2 separate regions of the Homo sapiens genome follow, and region 1 is linked to region 2. Evidence: chromatin contacts called from ENCODE Hi-C or POLR2A ChIA-PET data. All regions are on one chromosome and are shown on one strand. Each heading gives the region's core, a stretch centred on a gene start or an enhancer-like site at or near the end of the contact. The rest is flanking DNA. Distances are from core to core; before and after follow the strand shown.

Region 1 (4,426 bases), core at 1,736-4,235, 250 kb after region 2:
CCCACCCTCCAGTTGTGATACACCCATTCTGCCAAGGGGATAGGGATGTAAGAGGCTCCTGGAAGCCCAGGAAAGGTGCTCCTTAAGCTCCCCCACCTCTTTCAGCCCCCCTCCGGGGACTCCCTCAGAGCCATAAGTGCTCCAGGGACTGAATTGGAAGGGAGTGCCTGAGACCCCAGGTGCTCAGCTTCTTGGGAGAGAGCTCAGGGTGCAAGCTGGGTGGGCTGTATGAGAGTCCATAGGGTCCCAAAGGCAGAGGGGTTGAGTGAGTGGCAGAGAGGGTGCCTCTCCATCCACCTCTCCATTCCAGAGTGGGAGGGAGGGAGTCCTGGAGAGGGGGCTATAAAGCAGGATCTGGATTCAGTCCCTCTACCTCCCTAATAGGGCCTCTCCCTGGATCAGTAAAAAAACAAAAGCACCAGCTCTTCCTGTTGCCAGGGTTGATGTAGCCGGGTGGCCTTAGGCAAGTGACTAAACCTCTCTGACCCTTGCTGTCCTCATCAGTAAAATGGGAATAGTATTGCCTGTCGGTGTTGCGGTGCAGTGAAAAACAAAGCAGTACATGCAAAGCACAATGCCTGGCATGTGGTAGATGCTCCAAGGTGTGCACAACATCCCAGCTGACACAAAGTTTTGACTCGGGCTGTGGCGGGTATGTCTGTATGAGCATTACTTGGTAATAAGAAATAGAATGTTGACAGCGTTTTAGGTTCCAAAAATGGATATGAATGTCAAAAAGTCAAAGCAGCCAGGTAAAAATGTCGTGTAACAGCCAGGCATGGTGGCATGCACCTGTAGTCCCAGCTACTCGGAAGGCTGAGGCAGGAGAATCGCTTGAGCCCAGGAATTCGAGGCTGCAGTGCGCTATGATTTGATTGTGCCACTGCACTCCAGCCTGGGCCACATAGCAAGACCCTGTCTCTGAAAAACAAAAGCACAAAGCAAAACGAAAAGCATCATGTAACAGCTTGGCACATATAGGTATTGGTAAATTATATTTTCCTTCCTCTCTTCCTCCCTCCCTTCCTTTGGACCAAATAAATTTTATCATTCTCCAACCAAATCATTCTCACTCTTTGGGGGAAGTCAAATTCCCTCCTGACCTAACCATGATGCTTGCATCTCATCTTTATGCGTTGGGCAGGGGGGTTGCCTCCAGGGCCCACATAGGGCACTGTTGTCTCCCAGTCTTTGGGAAACCACCAGTCCAAGAACTCTCAGGAACTTGCTAACCATGCTGATTCCTGCCCCCCACCCCCCCGACCTGCTGAATCAACGCCAGGAAAGGAGCCTGGGGATCCGCATTTAATAAGCTCCCCTGTGAATCTGACACCCACTAAATTAGAAAACCGCCTCCTTAGCACTTTTTCTCTTTTGCCCTTGGCCCATATGTGCTCTTGTTTGTCAGACCGTGTTTAAAGTCCTTGTCTTGGGAAGGTGGCTGCTTCACCCCGCAGCCAGGAGATTCCTGTGGGATGCTCCCTGCAAGAACCCCGAGGTCACTGGGCAGGATTCTGCCCTGCACCTTAATCCCATGGCACCTGTATATATTCATCCCCCACAGTCTGCAGGAGTTGGGGGCTTCTGGGCCCATTTTCCATAGTGGATGCTATATTCCTCAAAGGTCAGAACCTCTGGGTCCCCCCAGCAGGTGGCCTGGGATACAACCAGGGCTCCATGTCAAACAAAGACATTGTCTCCCTGCCCTGGCACTCAAAAAGACAGGCTCAGGTGGGGGCAGGTGCCCTTCCAGCTTCCCAAGAGCCTCCCTGCACTGGGGGTTGGGGAGCAGGGCAGCCTTCTGCTGCTTCTTCCTTCCCTGGCTTGTCACCCAAAGGAGGCTCACCTTAATGTTTAGGAAAGGGTGGAGAAGGGGACACTTCTCAGACCTCTGATGACTCACCATTCCCCAAATTCCAACCCCCACACCCTTATAACTACTCCCATCACCTTAGAATGAGTGAGGGCAACCAGAACTTTACCAAGGGAGGCATCCTTGGGAGGAGGAGGCAGTGGGGTGTGTGAGGCTCTTCTGGACTCAGAGGCCTGAGTGTGAAGTTCTGGCTCCTCATCAGCCAGTTGCACAGACCATGGCAAGCCCTCCTCCAGTTCTCTCACCTGGGAAGCAGCCATTAAAAGTTGTGAGGCCTCAGAGAGACCACGGGGATGAAAGTGCTAAGTGAACATGAGGTATGGATCTTTTTTTTTCTTATTTTATAGAATTAATCCTTTTGCATCCTCCCCCAACAACAGGTGCAGGCTACCTAGGAAGACCCTGTCCAACTGCCTCCTTTCTGGGAGTCCAGCCTCAAGCTGTCTGGCTCTTAAAACAAGCCCATCTGTCTGGGAGGTTTCAGAGGCAGCTGGGAGGGGCCCCCAACCACCCCAGCCCATTCCAAATAGGTGGAGTGGGAGAACCTGGTTCTGAGGCAGCCTCTAGCCATGATGCCCACCCCGGGGATGTCAGGGGAGGCGAGGAGAGGAGGCACCAGGGGAAGAGGACTCTGGGAGCCAGATTCCGAAACTCCTATGGGCGTGAGATCAGAAACCCAAACCCTGCCCCCCACCTCCCCACCCCTTAAGCCACCGTCCGGAAAAAATAAACTATTTCCTGCAACCAGCTCCGAAACAAAGTCTGTGAATGCACAGTGACACATATTACATAAATAGAAGCCACAGAGGGGAAAAGCCTGTTTTCTCTTTCATTATTTATCACTCTCTAACCATCTCCAGCTGGGTGAGTAAACAGGCGCATTGGCCCATAATGAGGAACAGACTGCTGCCGTGGGGCTGCCGGAGGGGCGCGTGTGTGAGCATGAGAGTGTGTGGATGTTTCTGTCTGTCTGTCCCTGAGAGGGAAGCGTGGGAGCCTGAAAAGGCAGGCTTGTGGGGGCATCAGATTCCAGAGGACAAGGGGGGAGCCACCTGGTGCCCCCGCTGGAGTGGAACAGAGCCAGTCTGTTGCCTCCTTGCCATGAGGGTTGGTGCGGGAACTGGTGAGCTGGGCGGAGGAGTCAGAGGGGAGAGACTGTGTGGGTGGGAGAGGATGTGAGATGTATGAGCCAAGTGCGAGGCTGCAAATGTGCCGGGTCTCTGAGCATGACCTCCACAGGGTGGCCTCTGGGAGTGAGGCGGGGGCAGGAGGGTGTGCGAAGGGGTGTGACTGGAGGGGGTGTGTAGGGCTGTAAGACTGGGAAACTAAAGGAGTGTGTATGTGATGACCTCGCCATGTGTGTGTATGCGTGCATGTGGGGGGACCATGGGAGTGTCTGATCCTGAAAGTGTATATGGGAGTGTGTGATTTTTGTGACTATGGGATTGTGTGTTTTATATCTGTGTCACTATGGCAGTATGGCCTATGTATGTGAGATTTTATGGCTGTAGGTGGTATTTTGGGTTGAATTGTGCTCCTCCCCAAAAAAGATATATTGAAGTCCTAACCCCAGAACCTCCGAATATGATTTTATTTGGAACCAGTATCATTGCAGATGTAATCAGTTAGGATGAGTCCCTACTGGAATAGAGTGGCCCTCATGCATTATGACTAGTGTCCTTATAAGATGTCCATGTGAAGACACAGAGACAGATGGAGGCAGAGGCTGGAGTGATGCACCTCCAAACCGAAGAATACCTGGGGCTACCAGAAGCCAGCAAAGGCAAGGAAAGGCCCTTCCCCACAAGTCTCAGAAGGAACCTTGCTTTTGGACTTCTGGCCTCCAAAACTGATACAATAAATTCCTGTTGTTTTAAGCTACCCAGTGTGTGATACTTTGTTGTGGCAGTCCCAGGAAACTAATAGAGGTATGTATGAACATGTTGTGCATATGAATATGTTGTGCAAGCTTGAGAGTGCATGAAAAAATGTGAGAAGCCAGCTGGACGCGGTGGCTAACACCTGTAATCCTAGCACTTTGGGAGGCCAAGGCGGGCAGATCACCTGAGGTCAGGAGTTCGAGACTAGCCTGGCCAACATGGTGAAACCCTGTCTCTACTAAAAAAGTACAAAAATTAGCTGGGTGTGGTGGTGCATGGTTGTAATCCCAGCTACTTGGGAGGCTGAGGCAGGAGAATCACCAGAACCAGGGAGGCAGAGGTTGCAGTGAGCTGAGATCGTGCCACTGCACTCCAGCCTGGGTGACAGAGCCAGACTCCATCTCAAAAAAAAAAAGAAAAAAAAGTGAGAAACCACGAGACTGTGCATGTATGTGAGTATGAGATGGTGGTAGTGAAGATGGAGGTGACTATGGGAGTGTGAAAACGTGTGTGAGACAGGGAATGTGTGAAGTGTCTGTGTATTTGTATGTACCAGAACACACATGCTCAGTACCCACAAATCATCATCCTGGAAAGGAACTCAGCATCTGTCCTTCACATCTGATTGCCTCCACCCACCCTCCCTGACCTTGGGCAGCCCTACCTGAGGCAA
Region 2 (4,598 bases), core at 1,734-4,233:
AAGACTCTGTTAAAAAAAAAAACACACACACACACACACACATACACAAAGTACCCCATCTCCCTGCCAGGCTGATTGGTTTAGGAAGGAGCACATGGCTGAGCTGGACCAATCAGAGTCCTCCCTGAGACTGCTGTAGCCATTAATGGAAATGCTTCTTGCTGGGATTCACAGGTCAATGAGATGTGAAACTTTATTATGTGAAACTTTCTACCACGTAGGAATAGGCTGCCCGAGAATGGCTAAACAGGCAGAAAGTGAGTGGGAGGAAGGAAGAGGGGGATAGTGGAGGGGAGAGAAAGAAAGAGAGAAAAAAACCCACGTTATCTGAGTCATGGACTCAGCTGTGCTCCAAAGGAGCACCCCTTGTACTTCCCAGTTACCTGAGCCAAGAAATGCCCCCTCCTATTTTTGATGTCACGGAGTCACAGCAGTGGTTCTCCACTGGGGAGCAATTTTTGCTCCCCGCCACAACTCTCCCTGAAACACTGGACAATATCTAGACATTTTTGGTTGTTATAACCAGGGAGAGGGGTGGATGCTACTAACATCTAATGGATACCAGGCTAAGCAATCTACAGTGCACAGGACAGCCCCCACAACAAAGAATCATCCCACCCCAAATGTCAATAGTGCCATGTTTGAGAACCCCTGGGTTACAGTGACAATAGTTTCCATCACATTCTTGGAGTCCGAACTGGGTTAACCATCTAGAATTGGGGATGCTCATCTGGCCTTGTCCAAGGGAGCCTTGCTGATGGGAGGCCAAGCAGAGCGGAAGTGAGAAGACCAAGGTCCGTGTTTTCAGCTGGACACACAGGGCTCTCTAAGTTTGCTGAGAGACTGTAGCTTACCCACTCAGGCCTGGGGTACCTTCCCCCATGGAGCACCAAATAACAGGCTAGACAGTGCTGCTGGGTCTACTGTGTGGGTCACGGTAACACTAGTACTGCTGTTATTAATACCACACACTTAGGTCCTTGCAGGCCTGGTGAAAAATGACAAGTGCTTACCCTTTCATGGAGCCCCCTGGCATGCCCACCCCAGGATAGGCCAACAGATCTGCCTGACCTTAGGAAGACTCAACTCAGGGACTCACAAGGAGTTTAAAGGTGAAATCAGTCTTGAAAGCCAGTTCTTCTGGGAGCAGACTCCAGTTTCTAGGGAAACCTCGGAAACAGACCTCTTGGGCAACTCCCACACACTCCAGTCAGGAATGTGCCTCCAAGAGACTGTTGACCAGAGGCTGAGTGTTGTCTGAAACCAAGCCTGGTTCCCTCATTTGTTCACTCACTCATCAGACTGGCTGGGAGACTTCTCTATCATAGGCACTGTGCTGGGCTCTTTGGAAGACACACAGACTCCATCCTCAAGTTGCCACCACTGAAGCCCTAACCTCTGAAGTTAATGTTACAGATAAATCTCTTTTATTTGCCAGCTCCCCAGGGAAGGTGGGAGTTACAGGTGACTGAGTTTGCAAACTTGCCTGTCTCTCACAGAAGGAAGGAGACAATAAGAAATGAAGGCTGCTGAGCTGTCTGTGCACAATTGCAAGAAGGGAATTCCTTTGAATATGTTAATTAAAAGGGTAGCAAATACTACCTATTAAGTATTATGTGCTAAGGGTTTTTAAAGACTATCTTATTTAATCTTTATAAAGTAAAAAGTTGACACCATTATTCTCCCCATTTTATAGATAAGGAAACTGAGGCACAGACAGATTAAGTGATTTGCCCAAAGTCTCACCATAGTTAAGTACTAGAGCCAGGATTCAAACCCAAGGACTCTGGTTCCACCTAAAGCACTGAGCTACATGGTCCAACACAGTCTGATAGGGATTAGAGAAGTCCTGGCCCAAGTGTGAATAAGTATCCAGTTGCAAGGAGCATTGAGGTTAACCCCTAACCTATCCCCACAGGGCACAATGAAATATATACCACTGGTTTTCTCTCACACAGGTACATAACCTTCAGCCCTCTGCCATCTCCCAGTTCTCCTTCAGAAAAACATGAATCAAACACAAGGAAATGCACTTGTCCATGAGGAGCTAACTCCCTTCTGCCCATCTAGATTATCACCCCAGCTCCAAGAAGACCCAGAGCAATGTCTGAGCACAGGCTCTTCAAGGCAGTTGTCCATGACTTTGCTCAAAGTAGAGAGCCCAGGAGGATACCTCTCCCTGATTTTTCATGCCTTCCCAAGGCAAGCCTCGCTTTTAACTCATATTGACACTTTCCTCCTGTTATTCATAAGGATTAGGAGGAGGAGTGAATAAAGCCCGCATGCTTCTGGTTTGGGTGCAGATGTGAGCTGTGCGGATCGTAAGAGGAGACACAAGAAAGAGCTGGGGCATGCGCCGGCTCTGCTGAGCCTCAGCAACTGTGCCCTCCAACCCCAGCGTGCCATGGAGAGCTGGGATGATCACCTCCACCAAAATGAGCACCAGCCTCTTCTGGTCACGTCTGTGTCCTCAGCAGTAGTATATTTGCTGTCCCATAGTAGACCCCTGGGAAATATTTGTTAAATCAATTCTGTCTTTTGGGTTTAACAGATTGTCAACATCAAACACATCATGATGGAATATAAGAAAAAAATTTCAACATCAAATAAACTTATTGTAGATCATGCCATGATGAGATCTACTCTATCATTATTCCCATACTAGGCTTTGCATGTCTCTAACAACATCGACATGCACAGACATCTTTTTTCCCTGACTCTCTCCTTCTTTTACTTTTGTGTGCAGACACTGCATGTTCTCCCAATTCTGGGTAGAGCAGCACGGTCTGCCATAACTACTGGTTGGCTCTATCTTGGATGGCCCTGTGCTCTGAAGCTTCAACAGAAAAGGGCTCCCCGAGATCCTGGACCAAACGCCTCCCCTGCTCAGTCCTCTTCCTTGTCTTACCTGAGACAAAGAGCATCCACAGCAGCCCCCAGAGCCTGGTCTTCCTCATCCTTCCTGTGCACCAGCTCCAACTGCTGCTGAGGGCTCCCGGGACAGCTACAAGGCACCACAATGACCTAGAGGCTTCGGAAAGTTGCACAACAGGATATGAGGCCATTCCTGGGAGTCACTGAGTTTGGGTTCTGTTTCATCACCAGTTGCTCTGACTCCTGACATCAACACAATAATACAGAGACCAAGACTCACTTCTCAGTTAAGTTTCTTTGAACTCCAGTTTTCCTTTCTGTGGTAATAATGACAATTACCTTTCAACCTTACAAAATCTAAGGGAGAATGATACTTGAATGTAAATCAAAGTAAGGCATTCATATTAGGAAGGGGAACAGAGGGCCCTTTGCTCTCCAGAGGCCCCCTCTCCATTCACATCCAGTTTAGTGTAGTGAAGAGAGTCAGGCCCACATAGGGAGAGGCTGCGACAATCGTATCTCATCTTCAGGGTTTTTGTGAGAACATGTTGCTTCATCCTGCCCTGCTCAGCCCCGTGGGTTCTCTTGGCTTCTGGTGACCTGGGGTGCACCTCCTCTTCATCACCAGGAGGGCCACACCCTGCATTTGTCCTTCAGCATTGCCACAGACATGGCCTGGGAGCTCACGGGGGTGTAGGGACCCCAGAAACAATTTGAGAGGACACTGCCACCACCCAACAAGAACAGACTTAGATTTAAAAAGGAAACTTGGTTCAAGACGCTGAAGCAAGAAGAAAAAATCCAGCAGGTTTTGTACTAGAAGCAAGAAAAGACAGATTTGACAGTGTGAAAATCAAATCAATAATGGAGAGGATTCACTTCAGAAATATTCCCAAATGTGAAATGAATAAAGACATTTAGAAGAGCTCAGAAATTTAAGGGAGGACAAATCACAGAATTCCAATCTACAAATCAGAGATGTCCTTAAAGCATAAAATGGAATGGTGGATCACAAGCAAGATTAAAAATTTTATCTTAAAAAATATGCTTTCCAGGTCTGAGAAGAAATCTAAAATTGGAGGTTGAGAGTTCAACATGGGCAAGGAAAAAATTCACAAAGTGAGACCTAGAATAGGAAGTTTCCAGGTGAAAATTTTTAAATTTAAATAAAAAGATTCCTACTGCTAAATAAACAAAAAAATAACTTGGTTTCTTCAAAGGAATTGAAATAATCAGGACTCAGATTTCTTCTCTGAGTAACAAATACCATGAGAGAGTGGGATGAGGTATAAAGAACATTATGACCCTAATATTTTACACCCAAATTGATTGCTACTCAAGTATAGGAACAGCTAAAAGGTACTATCATGTCTGTAAATTAAAACAAACAACAACCAAAAAAATTTTCAAGGCTAACTTTAATTTTTTTTATTAAAGCTGTTCAATGCAGCAATTTATAAAATATAGAAAATAATACATAAACTTAAATCATGTTATTACACTTTATAGAGATCATTTGTAGTGGAGATTTTACTATGTTTATTTTTTGTTCTACAAATAATGTCGGAAAACAGGCTTCAAACATGCTTGAACTGAAATCTGCTGGCCCCTCCTTTTGCTGTACTCAAGCAGTCCCTAAAGAGGAAAAATAGACAGAAAGCTCTTGACATTTTCTGACTCAGAGAGGAGCCTACGTGACTTCTGTGGCGATGAGTCAAATTAAT

The links. Hi-C counts contacts between places; a loop is a spot of excess contacts on that map. ChIA-PET counts read pairs that join two places held with the same protein, here RNA polymerase II (POLR2A). Pooled maps may share reads with other maps.
Region 1: a loop to region 2 is called in a pooled map, with 2.9 times the contacts of the local background. The contact joins the enhancer-like site here to the promoter of TREM1 in region 2. A Hi-C loop is called at or near these places in 8 of 50 pooled maps. POLR2A ChIA-PET finds 5 or more read pairs at or near these places in 2 of 52 experiments (GM10248 and OCI-LY7).

Annotation. Positions count from the first base shown.
Region 1 is chr6:41,529,311-41,533,736 of GRCh38, forward strand. All of the region lies in intron 1 of FOXP4-AS1 (FOXP4 antisense RNA 1), which reads right to left. Among named protein-coding and RNA genes, the nearest start is that of FOXP4, 15 kb to the right of the region's middle. RefSeq lists enhancers at 2,342-2,912, 2,667-3,026, 2,913-3,481. Within about 2 kb of position 2,986, at least 6 of the 41 ENCODE cell types and tissues checked have a DNase peak (open chromatin) inside an H3K27ac peak, as active enhancers do.
Region 2 is chr6:41,283,699-41,288,296 of GRCh38, forward strand. It overlaps TREM1 (triggering receptor expressed on myeloid cells 1), which reads right to left and starts at 2,984. Exons shown (of 4, transcript NM_018643.5): 1 at 2,909-2,984. The coding sequence starts at 2,957.